Regions from separate parts of the Homo sapiens genome. Here region 2 is linked to region 1. Evidence: read pairs that join two places in POLR2A ChIA-PET (ENCODE). Cell type or tissue: IMR-90. All regions are shown on one strand. Each heading gives the region's core, and the rest is flanking DNA. Links, peaks and the distances in the headings are about the cores only.

Region 1 (10,410 bases), core at 5,184-7,683:
TGATGACATATCACGGTTATGGCAAGATGTGAACATTAGGATATACTGAGGGAAGCATATATGGAGATTCTATCTGTAACTTCTGTAAACCTAAAATTTTCAACATTACAAGTTAAATACTGCCAATATTTAACTTGAAATGCTAAAGAGGATGAGATGCTAGAGAAGATGAGGAAAAACTGAAACTCATACATTGCTAGTGTGAACGCAAAATAGTACTGTATAGCCATTCTAGAAAACAGTTTGGCAACTTCTTTATAAATAAGTTAAATGTACATTTTTCATATGACCCAGCAATCCAACTCACAGTTATTTACCCTAGAAAAATGAAAACTTAGGTCCACAAAAGCCTATAATGTTATGTTCACAGCAACTGTATTCATAATCACCAAAGAATGAAAACCAAAATGTCCTTCAAGGAGTGAATGGATAAAAATAACTATAGTCTATCCATAAATGGAATACTACTCAGTAATAAAAAGGAACTAACCATTTACACACACAATAACTTTGATGAATCTCAGAGGCAGTATGCTGAATGAAATAAGCCAGTCTCAAAATATTACATAATGTTTGATTTCATTTATATGACATTCACGAAAAGATAAAACTGTAGTGAGGTTGGGCACGGTGGCTCACGCCTGTAATCCCAGCACTTTGGGAGGCCGAAGCGGATGGATCACAAGGTCAGGAGATCGAGACCATCCTGGCTAACACGGTGAAACCCCGTCTCTACTAAAAATATAAAAAATTAGCCGGGAGCGGTGGTGGGCGCCTGTAGTCCCAACTACTCGGGAGGCTGAGCTTGCAGTGAGCTGAGATCACGCCAATGCACTCCAGCCTGGGCGACAGAGCAAGACTCCATCTCAAAAAAAAAAAAAAAAAAAAAAACTGTAGTAACTCAGAACAGAACAGTGGTTGCTAGAGATTAGGGGTGGGAGGCTAGGTATGTTACCAAGGGTAACATGCAGAAGGTGATATAACTATTCTATGTCCCAGTTGTGATGGTAGTTACTTGAATCTATGTATGTATTAAAATTCATAGAACAGTATACACAAAAAGGAGTCAATTTTACTGTGTATTAATTTAAAAAAAAATTTAAAAAAAGGAAAAAAATTCTATCACATGCTGTCTAAAAGAGATACATCTAGGCCGGGTGCAGCTGCTCACGCCTGTAATCCCAGCACTTTGGGAGGCTGAGGTGGGCAGATCACCTGAGGTCAGGAGCTCAAAACCACCCTGGCCAGTACAGTGAAACCCATCTCTACTAAAAATACAAAAATGAGCTGGGTGTGGTGGTGCGTGCCTGTAGTCCCAGCTGCTCTTAGAGGCTGAGGCAGGGGAATCGCTTGAAACTCTCGAGAGGCGAAGGTTGTAGCAAGATAACGCCATTGCATTCCAGCCTGGGAGACAGAGGGAGGCTCCTTCTCAAAAAAAAAAAAAAAAAAATTAATAAACAAATAAATAAAAGAGATACATCTAGGCCAGGTGTGGTGGCTCACTTGAGGTCAGGAGTTTGAGACCAGCCTGGCCAACACAGCGAAACCTCATCTCTACTTAAAAACAACAACAACAACAAAACACAAAAATTAGCTGGGTGTGGTGGCGGGTGCCTATAATCCCAGCTACTCAGGAGGCTGAGGCTGGAGAATCGCTTGAACCTAGGAGGTGGAGGTTGCAGTGGGCACTCCAGCATGGGTGACGGAGACTCCATCTCAAAAAAAAAAAAAAAAAAAAAAGAGATACATCTAAAACATGGGGTATATATTATATACACGATGTATACATGCACTGAAACATCACAATATATCCCATAAATATGTACAATTATGTATCAATTAGAAATTAAGAGCTGGGCACAGCTCAGGGGTCCCTGCACTTTGGGAGACTGAAGAGGAAAGATGGCTTGAGGCTGAGTTCGTGACCAGCCTGGGCAACACAGCAAGACTACCATCTCTACAGAAAAATTTAAAAGTTAGCTAAGTATGGTGCATGCACCTGTGTCCTAGCTACTCAGAAGGCTGAAGTGATCATGTGAACCTAGGAGTTTGAGGCTTCAGTGAGCTATGATCACAGTGTTGCACTCCAACCTGGCTGACAGACACTCTGCCTCAAAATCAATCAATCAATAAATTTTAAATAAAAAAAAACATAGGCTATAGAGAGTTTGTTCATAAAAATACGATATTTCAAAACGTGGGATACAATTAAAGCAGGACTTAGAAATTTATAAACTTAGGCCAGGTGTGGTTGCTCATGCCTGTAATCCCAGCACTTTGGGAGGCTGAGGTGAGTGGATTACTTGAATCTAGGAGTTCGAGACCAGCCTGGGCAACATGGCGAGACCTCGCCTCTATAAAAATAAAAATTTTAAAAATCGGCTGGGCGCAGTGGCTCACGCCTGTAATCCCAGCACTGTGGGAGGCTGAGGCGGGCGGATCACGAGGTCAGAAGATCGAGACCACCCTGGCTAACATGGTGAAACCCCGTCTCTACTAAAAATACAAAAATTAGCTGGGCATGGTGGCGGGCGCCTGTAATCCCAGCTACTCAGGAGGCTGAGGCAAGAGAATGGCGTGAACCCGGGAGGCAGAGCTTGCAGTGAGCCGAGATCGTGCCACTGCACTCCAGCCTGGGCGACAGAGCGAGACTCCATCTCAAAAAAAAAAAAAAAAAGAAAAAAAAAATAATAATAATTAGGCTGTGCACAGTGGCTAATGCCTGTAATCCCAACACTTTGGGAGGCTGAGGCCAAGGTGTGAGGATTGCTTGAGCTCAGGAGTTTGGAGACCAGCCTAGGCAACATAGTGAGACCCTGTCTCTATTTTTTTAACTTAAAACTATTAAAAAAAAAAAAAAAAAAAAAAAGCCAGGTGTGGTGGCATGCACCTGTGGTCCAACTATTCAGGAGTCTGAGATGGGAGGAACACTTGAGCCTAGGAGGTGGAGGCTGCAGTGAGCTGTGATTATGCCACTGCACTCTAGCCTGGGCGACATAGCAAGGCCCTGATTCGAAAATAAAAATTCATAAACTTGAACTTAGAAAAGCAAACTAAAAATTAAGAACTTACACATATCTCAATAAATTTGAAAACAGAAGCCCAGAGAAACTAGAAGGAAAAAAACGGGAAAAGCAGCAATCAAAGAAATATGAAACAAAGAGGATCCACAATACCAATTGAGTCTTTAAAAATGCTCGTGCTGAGCCCGTGGCTCATGCCTGTAATCCCAACACTTTGAAAGGCCAAGGCAAAGGATTGTCTGAGTCCAGGAGTTTGAGATCAGCCTGGGCAACAGAGTGCAACCCCCAATCTCTACAAAAATAATTTAAAAATTAGGCCAGGCATGGTGGCTCATGACTGTAATCCCAATACTTAGGAAGGCTGAAGCGGGAAGACTGCTTGAGCCCAGGAGTTTGAGACCAGCCTGGGCAATACAGTGAGACTCCATCTCAAAAAAATTGTTTTTAATAATAAAAACAATGGAAAAAATTAGCTGAGTCCCAGCTACTCAGGAGGCTAAGGCAGGAAGATCACTTGAGCCCAGGAGTTTGAGGCTGCAGTGAGCTATGATCATGTCACTGCACTCTAGCCAGGGCGACAGAGAAAGACCCTGCCTCTGCAGGTGGGGGGGAAGAAATTAAAAATGTAAGTGTGCTTGATTTAAGAAAAAAAAAAAGAAGGGCCAGGTGTGATGGCTCATACCTGTAATCCCAGCACTTTGGGAGGCTGAAGCAGGCGGATCACAAGGTCAGGAGCTCGAGACCAGTCTGGCCAATATGGTGAAACCCCATCTCTACTAAAAATATAAAAAATTAGCTGGGTGTGGTGCCACACGCCTGTAGTCCCAGCAGGAGGATAAGGCAGGAGAATCGCTTGAACCCGGGAGGCGGCAGAGGTTGCAGTGAGCTGAGATCATGCCACTGCACTCCAGCCTGGCGACAGTGAGACTCTGTCTCAAAAAAAGAAAGAAAGAATGAGAGAGAGAGAGAGAAAGAGAGAGAGACAGACAGAGAGAGAGAGAGAGAGAGAGAGAGAGAGAGAGAGAGAGAGAATGAATATTAGGGTAAATGTCCAATATCAAGAATGGAAATGAGGGAGTGAGGGATGAATTAGGGTAAATGTCCAGTATCAAGAATGGAAATGATACATCACTACAGATCCTACAGATGGTAAAAAGATAAGACAATATCACGAACAACTTTGTGCCCACAAACTTGAAATTCCCAGAAGAAAAATAATTTATCAAAACTGATACAAGATCCCAGTCTGATTCTCAGGGAGAAAAAACAAAAACTGACACAAAAAATGAAAACCATAAATAGTCCCATAACCAATAAATTCAATCAGTATTGTTTCAACCTGTTCTATTCTAATGTCTTTGAACTGCACAGATTAACATTTTCAAAACATTTGTTTAAACTGACTGAACTTGCTTCCCACTCCTCTCCAGGTCTCTGTGCTTTTATACATTGATTATGCCTTCCAATAGTGCTTGCTAGGGGAAATCCTACTCACCCTTCAAGAATCAGCAAACTTTACATCCACTATGAAGCACACTATGAAGCATTCCCATCTTTCTCCAAAACAGGCCAAGTACCTCTTCTACAGGGCCAAAGCAACCCCATATACTCTCTGACATTGTCACACTGAATGTGTTTTGTTTACATACACCTCTCTCCTCAGATTATGAATTCAAGTACTTGGACTTTGATTTATTTCTCTTGGTGGATGCCCCGTGTTTCACCACACTGCCCAGGCTGGTCTCAAACTCCTGACCTCAGGTGATCCAACTGTTTCAGCCTCCCAAAGTGCTAGGGTTACAGGCATGAGCCACTGTGCCCGGCCTGTGGTTTTTAAAATGCTCCTCAGTCTTACCTATAAATGTTATTGCATCCATCCTTTTTAAACCAGGGGAAAAAGGTTTCCTACTATCACTTACCAAAGAGATGTGAAACTAGTCAGTATGGGTGAATGATGTTTCTTGGAGATTTTATGAGGTTCCACGCTGCATGATTTACCATGTGATGAGCACACTGCTTGACAAGCCTTGATAGAGCTACAAAAACAGTTCAGTACTCCGTTACTGAAAGGATCTTGGATTTAAAAGACATCATAAGGTTGCAGAAAGAATAAGTACACTAGAACCACTACAACCTACATCTGATGTTGGATATGTTATTTAACCTACCTGATTAAAGTGAGAAAACTGCAGAATATAAGGATTATCACCCTTCCCCCACTCCCTTCTTTACTGCCATGGTGGCAGGTTACATAGCAGACAACCATCATCTCCGCAGGTGATCAATAACCAACAGCTAATAAGGTAGGTTGTCCTAAAACTGACAAAAATAGAATAGGCTGGAAGTAAGGGCAGTAAAAACTGGTTGCCTTTCAATTCTGAAGATATTATGTGAATGCCTATGTCAGTCACTGATTCTTGGGATTTATCATTTTTGTGTGTGTAACAGGGTCTTGCTCTGTCACCCAGGGTGGGTGACTGCAGCCTTGACCTCCCAGGCTCAAGCAATCCTCCTCCTTCAGCTTCCTTAGTAGCTGGGACCATAGGCATACACTACTGTCCCCTGCTAATTAAATTTTTTCTTTTTTTTCTTTCTTTCTTTTGTTTTTTTTTCTGAGATGTCTTTTGTTTTTGTTCTGAGGTCTTGTTATGTTACCCAGGCTGGTCTGGAAGTCCTAAGCTCAAGCAATCCTCCTACCTTGGCCTCCCAACGTGCTGGGATTATAGGCATGAGCCACCATGCCCAGCCAGATTTATCACTGTTAAACCAGCAAGTCCATGACCTAAGTAATGTCTTTCTCATTTTACAGAAGGCAAAACTGCATAACCTTCCCAATGTCAGAGGTAGTGATTGGAAAACATTCGTCTAGATTCACAGCCTATTCTTCTGTTCTACAGCAAGGGACTGTAAACTGGTGACCACAAACACAGCCAACCCCCATACCCATGGTTTCAGTTACCCGCAGTCAACTGCAGTCTGAAAATATTAAATGGAAAATTCCAGAAATAAATAAGTCATAAGTTTTATTTTCCATGTTTGTTTTTAGAGACGAGGATTCACTCAGTCACCCAGGCTGGAGTGCAGTGGTGCAACCGTAGCTCACTGTAGCAGCCTCTACCTCCCATCTCAGCCTCCCTTGTAGCTGGGACCACGGGCATGCACCACCACTCCTGGCTATTTTTTTTTTTTTTTTGTAAAGAAGGTTTCTCACTATGTTGCCCGGGCTAGTCTTGAACTCCTGGGCTCAAGCAATCCTCCCGCCTTACCCTCCCAAAGTGCTGGGATTACAGGCATGAGCCATTGCACCCAGCCATGTTTTAAATTGTACATGGTTCTGAGTAATGTGATGAAATCTTGCACCATCTAGTACCATCCAGCCCTGGATGTGAATCATCCCTTTGTCCAGCTGTATATGCCACCTGCTCATTAGTCACTTGGTAGCCTTCTTGGTTACTTGAATGTTGCAGTATTGCAGTGCTTGTCTTCAAGTTACCCTTATTTTACTTAAGAAATGCCCCAAAGTGCAAGAGTAGCGATGCTGAGAATCTGGAAATGCCAATGTGAAGCTGTAAAGTGCTTCCTTTAAGTAAAAAGGTAAAAGTTCTTGACTTAATATGGAAAAAAAAATCATATGTGGAAATTGCTAAGATCTATGGTAAGAACAAATCTTCTATCAGTGATAATGTGAAGAGGGAAAAATAAATTCACATTTGTTTTGCTGTTGTACCTCAAACTGCAAAAGTTATGACCGCAGTATGTGATAAATGCTTAGTTAAAATGGAAAAGGCATTAAATTTGTGGGTAGAAGACATCAACAGAAAACTGTGTTCCAACTGATGATAATCAGGTTTGGTATTATCTGTGGTTTCAGGCATCCACTGGGGATCTTGGAATATATTTCCCACAGATGGCTGGGAACAGGACTACTCTGTGTGTATATCTCCTATTTGGCTCACATATTACTTTTAAAAATTGAGATAAAATCCATGTAACATAAAACTCATCATTTTAGGGTACAATCAGTACCCTAAAATGGTGTGTTTTCGTATATTCACAATGCTGTGGAACCATCACCACTATCTGATTCCAGAACACTTCATCGCCCCAAAAAGAAACCCAGTACCTCAGAGGATTAACTCCCAATAGCCTCTTCCTACAATCCTCTGGCAACCAATAATCTGCTTTCTGTCTTCATGTATTTGCCTATTATGGACATTTCACATAAATGGAATCATGCAATATGTGGCCTCTTCCACTTAGCAAAATGTCTACAAGTTTATCCACGTTGTTGCAAGTATCAGTAATTCATTTCCTTTTACAGCTGAATTCACTGTATAAATACATCACATTCTGGTTGTCCATTCACTGACAGATATTTGGACTGTCTCCACTTTTTGGCTACTATGAAATAATGTCGCTAGGTGCATATGTGTACAAGTTTTTCACTTTTTTTCCTTTTTTTTTTTTTTTTTAGAGTCAGGACCTTGCTCTGTCACCCAGGCTGGAGTGCAATGGCATGATCATAGTTCACTTCACTGCAGCCTCACACTCCTGAGCTCAAGTGATCCTCCTACCTCAGTCTTCCAAGTAGCTGGGACTATGGGTGTGCGCCACCACGCCCAGTTAATTTTCTGCATTTTTAGTAGAGACAGGGTTTCGCCATGTTGCCCAGGCTGGTCTCGAACTCCTGGATTCAAGCGATCATCCCATCTTAGCCTTCCAAAGTGTTGGGACTACAGTATGAGCCACAGTGCCCAGCCTTCACACTGTTTTTAAAAAGTAAATCAGGGGCCAGGCATAGTGGCTCACACCTGTAACCCCACCAGTTTGGGAGGCTGAGGCAGGCGGATTACCTGAGGTCAGGAGTTCATGACAGCCTTGGCCAACATGATGAAACCCCATTTGTACTAAAAATACAAAATTAGCCAGGTGTGGTGGTGGGCACCTGTAATCTCAGCTACTTGGGAGCCTGAGACAGGAGAATCACTTGAACCTGGGAGGCAGAGGTTACAGTGAGCTGAGATCGCGCCATTGCACTCCAGCCTGGGTGAAAAGAGTGAAATTCCGTCTCAAAAAACAAAAGAAAAGGTATTAAGGTGAATTATGTATTAAAATTTTTCACAATTAATATTTTTCAAAGTGACAGTTACCAAAATTAAAAAAAAATTTAACTTTCTATTTCTTAAAAGAAATAAAGCAGGAGGGAGGGCAGGTAGGTCTGTCTGTCTGGTAACAATGACTCTTCATTCCTGCACTGACAAAAACCTGCTGGATATGCTAAGCTGTGACTGTCCAACAACTGGCTCTTTTAACAGACACCCAATGGAGATACCACACGTAAACCTGGACAACTCTTCATTTACCTTATTGACTCGACTCCTGAAGGCATTTGAGCAATCAATCCCTGGTTTATACTAAATATATAAATTTACAAATAATAAGATGGGGGAACTCTTATTTAGACTACACAAATTTTGGAACTGAAAATGCAGCTCAACAATGAGATCAGTGGCCATGAACTCTCTGGTAAATGTATATAAAGCAGCATGTACATGTACATTTTTTTTTGAAGAAAAAAATTATTACAGGCTCAGGAAATCTGTAAACTCCAGCAAAATTAATAATTCCTGAGTTAGACAAACAGAAACTCATCTAAGAAGGCTAACTTGGTGATTTACATAAATATTAAAAAATTAAACTGCTCAAACTAAGTATATGCCATTCTTTCCTGAAGGAAGACAAGAAGACAATGTATCCTAGGCTTCAGAGTATGAGACCCAAGCTTGATGAATGATTAACAAAATGTCAGCCTCAGAAAAGATACAGTAGCATTCAGAGTTAGTCAGGTAGAGATAACAGTTTTACAAAAGGGAACTTTACTTCTGCCTCACATTACTGCTTAGAAAATAAGAACTTGAATTTCTTCACTACTGTCCAACCTTAAATTGTTCACAGTCTTGTATTTTAAAGCATATCCTTTGAATCATGTGTCCAAAGAGAATTACTTGTGGGTCAGAGAGGTACCTTAAAATGGCTTTAAAAACTTAAAACCAAGATTATTTTCAGATTGTTTACCCCCTTGAATCTTAAAACTGTTCAGATATCCAATTACTGAGCTTTCTAAATTAGTGCTCCCAGTTTTTCTAAACTTTTAACTTTTTTTTTTTTTGAGATGGAGTCTCGCTCTGTCGCCAGGCCTGGAGTGCAGTGGCACGCTCTCGGCTTACTGCAACCTCCGCCTCCTGGGTTCAAGCGATTCCCCCGCCTCAGCCTCCTGAGTATCTGGACTACAGGCAAGCGCCACCATGCCCGGCTAATTTTTTTTTTTTTTTTTTTTTGTATTTTAGTAGAGACAGGGTTTCACCATGTTGGCCAGGATGGTCTTGAACTCCTGATCTTGTGATCTGCCCGCCTCGGCCTCCCAAAGTGCTGGGATTACAGGTGTGAGCCACTGCTCCCAGTCTTTTTTACAGTCAAGACAGAAAATAATATTTGTATGGCACAATGGGGTAAATGATCAAGACTGCTCTGGATCTGAGGTCATTAGTTTGGATGCTGTATCCAAACTATATTCTGCATGAATGGCCAGAGGTGTGAGGGGACCAGTATCTCAACACATCTGTAACGCACCCTAACACAATACACTGGTTGAGAAATTCTAGTTTAAATAACTTGTGGAGATCACGACCTGAATAGTCAAAATCCATGCAGCAGGTTGAGAAAACTATTTCACAATTCCTCTTATTTCAAGAGATACGCAATCACCTTTTGCAGCTTTCAAGTATAGACCAGATGTACTAACAGGCAACCATTTCGTCTGGAAGATCATCTATTTGGAGGTCACTGACACAAAAAAACAAAAACAACAAAGACAAAACAAGCCTCCTTACCCTAGCTCAGAAGGATAAGCCAAAAGAAAACAGGTTAACGGTAAAAATGTATGATTAAATGAAGTTATTGTTTTTTTTCCTCCACTTCATATTGATTCTCTTTTCCCATGTCAATTTAAGGTGGTAACCATGGCCAACAACATTCTCTCTCACCTATCATACTAATGCCATATAAGTAGTAGTGTTTTTGTTTTTTCAAGTGGGGAAATATATACAGCTCAAAAAAACAAAAAAATATCTAGCAACTAACTCCTTGGCAGTTCCCTTGACTCTCTGACCTTTAAGTCCCAAGGTTCTAAGTATACAATGAATAAGAAAACTACCTGTTCAAACCCAACAGAATATGTTTTTTTCTGGTTTGATTAAGGCTTCGAATTTGGAACATAAATACTCTCAGTAATACTTAGTAATTCATGAAGTTACTGCTTGTGTAAACTTGCAGAATATTTAACTTTAGGAGATTATAAATCCTAACATGCCCCTAGGGGCCTTCTGCT
Region 2 (10,410 bases), core at 2,994-5,493, 84 kb after region 1:
GTTCCTTGGAGCCTGGGCAAGGTTTCAGCCAAGAGGCCACCTCTGCTGCCACACAGCCCCCGCCCACCCCTACCAGCCTGATCCACTTTCTTGCCCAGGACACATTGCAGGAGCTGCACACCAGCTCCCTCCAGCTGACCCAAGAGTGCCCTCTCCCAACACCACGTCCTTTTGGGGGCTGGGGACTCTCAGAGGGCCCCTTCTTCACTCCTACTGCTCATCCGCTGGGTACCTCAGGCTCTCGGTTGGCGGTTTGTGGCCTCCTTTCTTCTCAGTCTCCTGCTCTTGGGTTAGATCTTAGGACAGGGGACAATTATTTCAAGGTGGGGGCAACACACACCGGGCAAGCCCAGGGCCAGCGCCCCGGCTTCCCAGCTGAGTAAATGTGGGCAGGTGATCCCATCTCTGATGCTCAGATCCTCATCAGGATAAAATGGGCAGAAAAACTACCTGCCTGAAGGGATTCTTGTGAAGGCAAAAAAGTGGATGTGGAGCGCATCGGCACAGAGGAAGACTCCATAAAAGATGGGTCTTTGTTACTCAGTCCTCATGCCGTCTTCCCAGCAGGAAGGAAGTTCCAGCACACCTTTCGTTGGAGGGGATATCCCACACTGAGCAGTTAAATCAGACCCGAACTCTGGGTTTTCCCGCATCCTTCTGTTTGGGGGCCTGGGCATTAAGTCAGTGGTTCTGGGCTTGGGGTGCCGCACCCAGCACGAATTCCACGTCGCTTCCCCCTGGCCTCGTTGGGGACCCCTGCACCTCTCCGGTTCCCGCAGAGGCGCTGCCCCCCGCCTACCCCGACCTGGCGGCCGCAGCGAGGGACGCAGCACACTCACCCCCTTGCGCTGGTTGCTGAGGCAGAAGGTGCAGATGGAGCGCGGCTGGCGGCCGCCGTCGGCGGCGGCGGGGACGGCGCCCTTGGCACTGCCCGCGGCACGGAAGCACGGCTGCCCGTCGTCGGCCGAGTCGCCCAGCAGCAGCACGTTGGCCAGGTGCGCGATGTAGCTGGACGCCAGGCGCACGGTCTCGATCTTGGACAGCTTGCGGTCCACCGGCTCGGTGGGGATGAGCGTGCGCAGCGCCGTGAAGGCCGTGTTCACGCTCTGAGTGCGGTCCCGCTCCCGCGCGTTGGCCGCCTGCCGCTGTCGCACCACCACCACGGGGCCCGCGCCGCCGCCGCCGCCCGCCCGCCGCCCGCCCCCGGGGCCCGGGCCGCGCCGCGCCGCCTCCGGGCCCTCGCAGCAGCCGAACGACTGGTCCGACGCGTCGCTCTCGCTGCGGTTCTCCTCGTCCTCGCTCAGCAGCCGCACGTCCGGGTACAGCACGTGCGCGCCGACGGGCCGCAGCAGCGCGAACGCCATGGGCGCCGGCCGCGTCCCTCCGTGCGCCGCGTCCCAGCGTCGGCCGCGCCCCGCCGTGCGCTCCCGCGCGCTCCCACGGCCCCGCCGGCCCCCGCCTTATAGGCGAGGGAGGGGCCAATGGCAAGGCCGCCCCGGCCGGGGGCGGAGGGCTCCGCCCGGCCAATGGGGAGGCGTCCGCCCGGCCAATGGGGAGGCGTCCGCCGCGCCCTGGCCAATGGCGACGCTCCCACCGCCTCCGTCCCCCAGGTTGAAAGCGGCCCGGGAGCCGGCGGCCCACCCCGAAGGCCCCCGTTCCCGGCTGGCTAGCCCGGCAGATGCTGGAGGTCTGGGAGGGTCGGCCGGGGTGGGCCCAGATCCGAACTTTTTGTCTCCAGCCTGGACCACCTGGGAGACGCGGGCAGATCCCTTTCTCCTCTCTGGGCCTCAGTTTCCTCGTTCGGAACGTTCAGATTGCAGAGAAACAGCTAGTGTCTGCCTGCCCTCCAATTCTAATCCTGTAGTTCTGCAGCTTTCACGTGCGTAAGAACTGGGGAAGGGGCTTTTGCTATTACAGAGTCCCAAATTGCTCCCATTCTGATTGAGCAGTTCTGGAACGGGCCCAGGAACCTACATTTTGTAACAAGCCATTGGTGATAGTGGTGGTGTCCGTGGAGAACACTTGGAGAAAAGCTATAATCTTTCCAAATGAGGATTCGACAGTGTCTTGTCCCTGAAGACAAACTTAAAAAGAAGAAGAAAAAAAAAAGCAAAACAAAACCACAATACACAAACACCAGTAGTTCGTTCGTTTTTTCAACAAATATTCGTTGGGTCCCTACTATGTGTCAGACATGGTTTTAGGTCTGAGGATACAGCCATTAACAAAATAAATTCTTCACCCTCACGGAACTGACGTTTTGGTTAAGGAACTACTGTGTACCAGACTCGGTGCTATATACTCTATTGCGCCCAGCTGAGGCTGCAGGATGGCAGCCCTGAGTTACAGGTCAGAGAGCTCCGGCCTTCAGTCGTACAGGTGGGAGTGGCGGCGCTAGCTCCAGCCTGTCCGGTTTCACTACCTCTTGGAATCCTACCACCACCATCCCATCACACACACACGGGCTATCTTTCCTCAATGCCTGCTTGCCTTCTAGAAACCTTAGATTGTTCAGCCTGACGTGTCCTCTTCAGAGAATTGCTGAGCCAAAGGTGGTTGCCGGGGTCTCGATCTCACTCGTGCCTGCTGCTCAGCTCTCTCCAGGCACTAGCTAAACCAGCATCCACTTGGCCTTGAAAATAAGCCCGAGTGGCAGCCGGTGTAGCAGACAGAGCGCAGGGAGTGGAGTTGAAAGGCTTCTAGGTGCATTTTGGCTCCTCTGGGCGTCTGTTTTCCTGACGATGCCTGCAGCTCTGCCATGCTGTGCTTTCCTGGCTTCCCTGATCCAGGCCAGAATTAGGGGAAGAAGAGGGAGCGAGGGATTTCCCATGACTGCCGGGGGAGGAGCCCCTTAGGACCCAGGGTCTGCGGGAGAGTCTGTTCCCACACCTGGATCCCCCCACCGCCAGCATTTGACCGTGACCCCAGCCAGGCTGGGCTTTGGGGAGGAGGGAAACAGCCAGCATGGGCCCCCTCCCCGCAGGGCTGGTCCCACACACAGCCCCAGACCAGGCTGCTGCTTCCTGAGCCGATGAATTATTACCGGGAGATTTCCTTCCCTGTCTGCGCCTCCTCACAGGGGCTCCCAGCTCACTTCACTTTCGCTTTCTCCCCCTTCTCCCCCTCCTCTCTGCTTCTGACCCTCAGGCAGCTTGAAATTCCTCTGTCCAGCCCCCTCCCAATTCCACCTCCAACTGGAGATGCCAACCAAGGCGTGAACTGGGCCCGGAAGGCGAAGAGGGGCTTGCCTTGTAGGCTCATTCATTTATTTGCTCCTTAGGCATATTTTGACACTTGGGACCCTGGGAGTAGAAGAAAACCATGAATGAGACTGAGACAGGCCTTCTGCAGCCGAGAGGGGAAGGCGAGCTGTAAACAAAGGATTTCAAGACAATGTGGTAGGAGCAAGCCAGGGTCTGGTATCAGAGAGACCCAGTTCCGGTTCCAAGGTTAGCTGCTTCCCAGAGTCTCAGTTGCCTGCTCTGAAAATGAGATAATAATAGTACCCATTCCCAGGGCTGGTGATGGTTCCATGAGTTTGTGCCAGTAGAGCTGGGCTTGGCACACAGGAGTGCTCAGTACCTGAGAGGAGTTTGTGCTACTGTTTTTAGGGGCTGGCCCCAGCCAACTGCCTGGGAAAGGGCTGAGCAGCATTGACTTTTCTAGGTCTTGTCCCTGGGAGTGCGGAGGGGACTCCTACCACATTCTCAGCTCACCTACACAGGGGACCTCAGCTTCCCCCATTCTCTGTCCCTCACTCTGCTCCAGCCACACTGGCCTCCCCACTAAATCTGGAGCCCACTTCTTCCTGGCCCCCCTGGCCCCTGATAGTCTCATAGTTTGTTCACTCATTTCCTTCAAATCTTCACTCAAATCTTATCTCAGGGAGGCCCTTCCTGACCACCAGCACTAACAGTAATGGCTTCTCCAACCTGCCAGCACCCCCAGCTCTCCCTTTCCCCTTATCCTGCTTTATTTCTTTTTATAGCATTTGTCACTGACTTTCATTCATTCACTTATTCATTCTACAAATATTAACTGAGCACCTGCTATGTGCTAGGCACAGTTCTGGGTACTGCGGATACAGCAGTAGAGACATTACATATTTATTTGTCTACCACCTGTCTCCCTCCACTAGAGTATAAGCTCCATGGGGCAGGTACTTTGTGTATTTTGCTCATCTCACTTCCTTCCCAACACAACCTTCTGAGGTAGGTATTGTCATTATTCCCATTTTACAGATGAAGATACGGAGGTTCAAAGAGGGGAAAGTGACTTGCCCGAGGTCACACGGTGGGCCAATGTGGGAGCTGAGATTGGTCTGACTCCAAAGCCATTGCTCCTTCCCTAACCACATGGCTTCTGAGGCAGCCTAGAGGCCTGTGAGGGCTGAGTAGGAGTCTGCCAGGTAAGAGGAGACAGGTGTCACAGGCTGAGAGGGTAGAGGCTGGTCCCTGCCTCCCTGACCATGGGCACCCTTCACTTCTACAAAAAGCATTTGTTTCTCAGAGGCACCTGCTGTGCACAACTCTGAGCCTGTGCTCCAGCTGTCCTTCCTGCTTGGAATGCTGCCCCTTTGGGTCTGACCAGACATCCCTAGTCCTCTGCCAGTGTTCAGAGTAGCAGATGGTGAAGGCCTCTTTGCCACTTTTTGCCAACCTTGCTGCAAAGTCTTGTTGTGTTCATCACACCATATTTTGACTTTTCTCCCTTCATCCCTGATTCTCACTTCCATTTCCCTCCCCTAACAGGGCACCCACTCCCATATCTTTGACGCATGCCTTTGGATATATGTGTGTCTTTATAAAATGTGCATGGCGTTGATTTGTGTGTGGAGGTTTTTAATGTATATAAATAGTGGTTTCAATAGATCTGTGTCATAGGCTATTTTGTTTCCTCGACACTGCTCTGTGTGCTGAGTCCAGCTCAAGTCCCTTGGTTCCCACTGCTGCTAAGCATGCACGGTGTGCGTGTGCCACCATGCCTCCTTTTCCCACCGCTTTAGTGATGGATGCTGGCTACCTCCAGTTCCCACCTCCCCAAGCAAAGCTGTGATGGACTTGCAGTGTGTGACTCTCATGGACTCCCGTGTGTATTTCTCTGGGATGTACACTCGGGGGCAGGATCCCTGGGGTGGAGAGAATACATACAGTTACTGCACTCTATGACGGCTGCCTCAGTCTACATGCCCAGCAGCAGGGCATGAGGGACCACTTTCTCCACATGCACCCTAGCACTTGGAATTATCTGACTTCCCAATGATGGAGATATGGGTTGTTTTCCATCTCCTTGTGCTTGCCTCCATCACGGTGTGGGCAATAATGAATACTTGTTGCACTTTGGGTGGCCGAGGCGGGTGGATCATTGAGGTCAGGAGTCTGAGACCATCCTGGCCAACATGGAGAAACCCCGTCTCTAGTGAAAATACAAAAATTAGCCAGGCGTGGTGGTGTACCTGTAATCCCAGCTACTCAGGAGGCTGAGTCAGGAGAATCGCTTGAACCTGGGAGGCAGAGGTTGCAGTGAGCCGAGATCGCGCCACTGCACTCCAGCCTGGGTGACAGAGCAAGACTCCATCTCTCTCTCTCTCTCTCTCTCTCTATATATATATATATATATATACATATATATATGTATATATATGTATATATATGTGTATATATGTGTATATATATGTATATATGTGTATATATATATGTATATATATATATAATGAATACTTGTTGAACAAATGAATGAAAAGGCTAATACACAGCCTCCCACACCTACCTTGTACCAAACCTCAGTCTAGAAGGTGGCGGTATATGTGTGTATGTTTGTGTGTAGAGAGGGGAATATAAGACAAAGTCTTATGCCTCAACCTGCTTAGAGAAAAAGACTAATGACAGTTAGCATTTATTGAGGGCTTACTTTGTGTCAAGAATTCATAGGTGTATATTCACAACCTTAACTTCAGTGAGACAAGTAAAATGCATTTCTCTCTCATTCAAGGCCTTTGGAGGTAGGGCTGCTCTGGCATTCCACAGTGTGGTCGCCAGCTTCCAAGATTGCCAGCAATGATCCTTGCCTCCTAGTATTCATCTGCGTGTGTAGAACCCTCCCCCATTGAATCAGATTTGACTCATGTGACCAAAAGAATATGACAGAAGTGACGGTATGTGACTTCTGAATGTAGCTCATAAAGGCATTGAGCTCCTGCCTTGTTCTCTTGAGTCATTTACTCTGGGGACAGCAGCCACCATGCCATGAGGACACTCAAGCCGTCTGTGGAGAGAGACCAAGGTCCCTAGCCTACAGCCATCACCAATTTGCCAGCCAAGTGAGTGAGCCTCCTTGGATGTGGATCCTGAATTCCTGACCTGCAGGACCTGTGAAAAAGAAGAAAGATAATACAGAAAGACAAAGAAAAAAGATAATAAATAATTATTGGCTGGGCGCAGTGGCTCACACCTGTAATCCCAGGACTTCACAAGGCTGAGGCCAAAGGATCGTTTGAGGCCAGGAGTTTGAGACCAGCCTGGGTAACATAGTGAGACCCTGTCTCTAAAAGAAAAAAAAGGAAAAGAAATTTGCTGGATGCTCTGGTGCATGCCTGTGTTCCCAGCTACTCTGGAGGCTGAGGCAGGAGGGTCGCTTGAGCCCAGGAGTTTGAGGCTGCAGTGAGCCATGATCACACCACTGCACTCCAGCCTGGGCAACAGAGCAAGACCTTGTCTCTAAAAACACAAAAATTATCAATGTTGTAATCCCGTAAGTTTAGGGTGTTTTGTTATGCAACATTAGATAACTAAAACAGATGGTGCCGGGGACCCAGGCTCTGTCTATCTTTTTACTGCACCATACATAGCTTTCACTTCCTAGTTCTCTTACAGAGCCACATGGCCACAGGAGCCATTCTATCTGCATTCCAACTGGCAAAAAGGAGAAAGAGGCAGAAGGAAGAGCATGCTTTAATCTGTAGAACACCAACCTCACTCCGTTCACATCCCGTTGGCAAGATCTTGTCATTTGACCATACTTAACTGAAAAGGAGGCTGAGTATATAGTCTTTTGCAGGTAGGTGTCCGTGTGTGCAGCTGAACACTGGGTTTCTGTTAGTGAGGAAGAAGGGAAGAATGGCTATTGAAAACAACTAACCATAGGTGTTATATACCATAGGTGTTAACTCTGGAGATAATAATGTCACATGGTTAAGTTTGCACATTTGGGAGCCTGACTGCCTGGTTTCAGTTCTCAGTTAGGCCACTTACCAGATGTGTGATCTTGGGAAATTTACCAAACTTTTCTGGGCCTCAGTTTCCTCATCTGTAAACAGGGCTCACAGTAAAGCCTGCCTCATAGGGTTGTTATGAGGATTAAATGAGTCAATGTATGTAGCGTTTATAACAGTCCTGGCACATGGTATGTGCTGTGTGTTAGCTGTTTTCATTATATAATCCTTACAAGGGTTTTTTTTTTTTTTTGACAGAGTTTCACAATTATTGCCCAGGCTGGAGTGCAATGGTGCGATCGCAGCTCACTGCAACCTCTGCCTCCCAGGAGGATTCTCCTGCCTCAGCTTCCCATGTAGCTGGGATTACAGGCATGCACCAGCATGCCTGGCTGATTTTGTATTTTTAGTAGAGACTGGGTTTCACCACATTGGTCAGGCTGGTCTTGAACTCCTGACCTCAAGTGATCCACCCTCTTTGGCCTCGTAAAGTGCTGGGATTACAGGCATGAGCCACCGCGCCTGGCCACAAGGGGTTTTCTTAAGTTCTCACAACCAGCAAGTGATGGAAGCAGAATTTGGCCCAAAAGCATTTTTTTCCACTTGCGTCATCCCATAGAAATTCGTAGAGTGCAAGATCAAGACCCAGATCAGTACACCGCACATAATACGCATCCAGAAATATCTGTCGAATGAGTGAGTTAAATAAACACGTAAACTGTCCTTACATAGAGATGCTAGGTTTTGTTTGGTTTTGTTTTATGTTCAGTTAATGAGAATGCTCCATTGACCCCATCTGGTTCCTCTAGTATGGGGCTGATGCCCTTGATACCATGCTAGAACTCAGTCCCTCCAGGGTCCCTCCAAGCCATCATTTTTAAGGGTGAATTCCTGGGAACACTTGTTCTTGCGGATGCTCAGGATTCCATGATTTTTTTTAAAAAAAGTCAGAGAAGCTGCATTTTATATCCCCCTCCTAGCGACCTGCAACAACATTAGCATGTTAAAGAGTCGGAGAAATCCTGCAACAAAAAAGCTTGTTGGGCTTCATTTCAATCTGCATTTTGTTTTCTTATTTTTTTGAGACGAGGTCTTACTCTGTTGCCCAGGCTGGAGTATAGTGATGCAATCATGGTTCACTGCAGCCTCGACCTCCCAGGCTCAAGCAATCCTCCCACCTCAGCCTCCCAAATAACTAGGACTACAGGCATGTGACAAACCCAGTTAATTTTTAATTTTTTTGTAGAGATTTAATTTTTTTTTTTGTAGGCAACTATGTTGCCTAAGCTAGTCTCTAATTCCTGGACTCAAGCAATCCTTCTGCCTTGGCCTCCCAAAGTGCTGAGATTACAAACATGAGCTACCGTGCCTGGTCTCAATCTGCATTTTCTGAGCTTATTTTAGGCTTACTTGATTAAAGACTCACTTCCTGCCCCCAACACCAGACACCTAATAGAGAATACAGTTTAGCAGACATTTCTCCGGGCTGTTGCCACTGACATCTACCTCAGTGTGAGTGGGTATCCATTCTTTCTAGACAGCATGTTTGATAGGAGTGAAGTGGAAGTGAGCAGGTGGGTGCTGGTTACCAGGAAGAGACAGGGTAAGAGAGGGAACATACAGGCATATGTCCGAGCCCCACTTTCTAAGGGACATAAAAATATCATTGAAAATATAATAGGTGGAGAAAAGTGTATTTCGTGGTACTTCTTTCAGGGAAAATGCAATGTAAATTGAAATAATAATATTATTGAGGGGTAACAATATGCCAGGCACTCTGCTAGGAACTTATTTAATCCTCACAGCAGTCTCATGAGCTAAGTACTATTAATATTCCCGTTCTATAGGTGAGTAGACTAAAGAGCAGAAAGGTTAAGTAATTTGCTTAAGGTCACATAGCTAGGGAGTGGACAGGAATTCTTTGATAAGTTGCTTGTGGTGAGGATAACAAGGGAAGACCCTCCCCCGGGGTAGTTTAAGCTCAGATGCTCACAAAACTCTGCTCCAGGGAGAGTGAGCCTACTTGGTTGAAGAGCACTGATTTTGTTGAGTAGAGGATGCAAGTTTGGGCCAGAGTGGAATTGTTCAAGAATAGAGAGGAGGTTGGTGCTGCCATGGGTGCCCTCCTTCAGCTCCATCGCTTTAAGGAAAGGATGAGCTCATGTTTAAAGACTTTTAAGTTGAAGGCAGTGCTAAATAATTTAGTGTGGTCAGGTACCCACCTGACTCAGGTTGACCCTGACACCAGTGCCAGGTGTGGCAGAATCACCAAAATGGTGTGGAAGATCAAGATAATGCTAAATGAAACTACCATTTAAGTCTGCTTTGAAAACTCAAGGAGTTTGGAGCTCAGAGTTGCCAAGAACAAGTTGGAATGGCCTGAGGCTGCCATGCTATGAGGAAGCCCAGGCCACATGGAGAGGCCACATGCTTTTGACTGGTCGTTCTGGTCTTTCAATTCTCCCAGCTCCAGGAACAGACACATGAGTGAAGAGGCTTTCATACAATTCCAGCCCCAGTTATCGAGTCTTTGCCATTGAAGCCTCAGACATCATGGACAGTGACAAGTCTTCACTGCTCTACCCATTCTGAATCCTGAACTACAGAATCCGTGAGCATAAGGAAATGCTTAAGACACCAAATTGTGGGGTAATTTGTCACACAGCAACACTAATTGTGACTGTAGCTCACTAAAATGCCTCCCAAATATTATCTTCACAACTAAAAGCACCAAAAAACCTGAAAGTACAGTTGAATTTCATGATTTGCTATAATTATATTCTAGAAAGTCACTGCAAACACTGAATTAGCAAATACTGAACCACTGCTCCTAGGAGAAATACAGGCTTAGGTTCCTGTGAACCATTCTGTTCCCAACATGTTCATCAACTCATCAATACTTAAGCTTGTTTTATGCATGTTTCTGTTGAAAGACACCATGTTTAATACATATTGTTGATTCACTCACATTGCACTCATGGCCAACAGCACTGTAACTCACGCCTGAATGAAGCTTATCTAACTCACATGATCTTCTCTGTAAGGCACATCAAAGCCTTCTGGTGCTTAGGAACATTAGACAGCACCTCAGCACCATGCCCGGGGCCATTGTCAACAGTACAATCACCAGCGGAAGACACAAAAATTTGTAAAATGTGGCACTGAATAGACTGAAAAGGACAGTTGTTTACAGTGTGAGA

What was found. Peaks named below come from ENCODE experiments on the same cell type or tissue, not always from the same donor. Only the 100,000 strongest peaks of a DNase experiment are listed, where the experiment ranks them.
Region 2: POLR2A ChIA-PET joins it to region 1 with 14 read pairs; 5 of 35 experiments call an interaction of 5 or more read pairs at or near these places.

Annotation. Positions count from the first base shown.
Region 1 is chr20:522,991-533,400 of GRCh38, forward strand. It overlaps CSNK2A1 (casein kinase 2 alpha 1), which reads right to left. Exons shown (of 14, transcript NM_177559.3): 2 at 4,943-5,059. Among named protein-coding and RNA genes, the nearest start is that of CSNK2A1, 16 kb to the right of the region's middle. In IMR-90, for the core only: no CTCF peak of the experiment used is centred there; a DNase peak (open chromatin) is centred at 6,421; H3K27ac peaks cover 282 bases.
Region 2 is chr20:608,874-619,283 of GRCh38, forward strand. It overlaps TCF15 (transcription factor 15), which reads right to left and starts at 1,436. Exons shown (of 2, transcript NM_004609.4): 1 at 840-1,436. The coding sequence starts at 1,364. RefSeq lists silencers at 1,354-1,523, 1,534-1,643 and enhancers at 2,343-2,843, 2,844-3,344, 6,826-8,025. In IMR-90, for the core only: no CTCF peak of the experiment used is centred there; no DNase peak of the experiment used is centred there; H3K27me3 peaks cover 2,210 bases.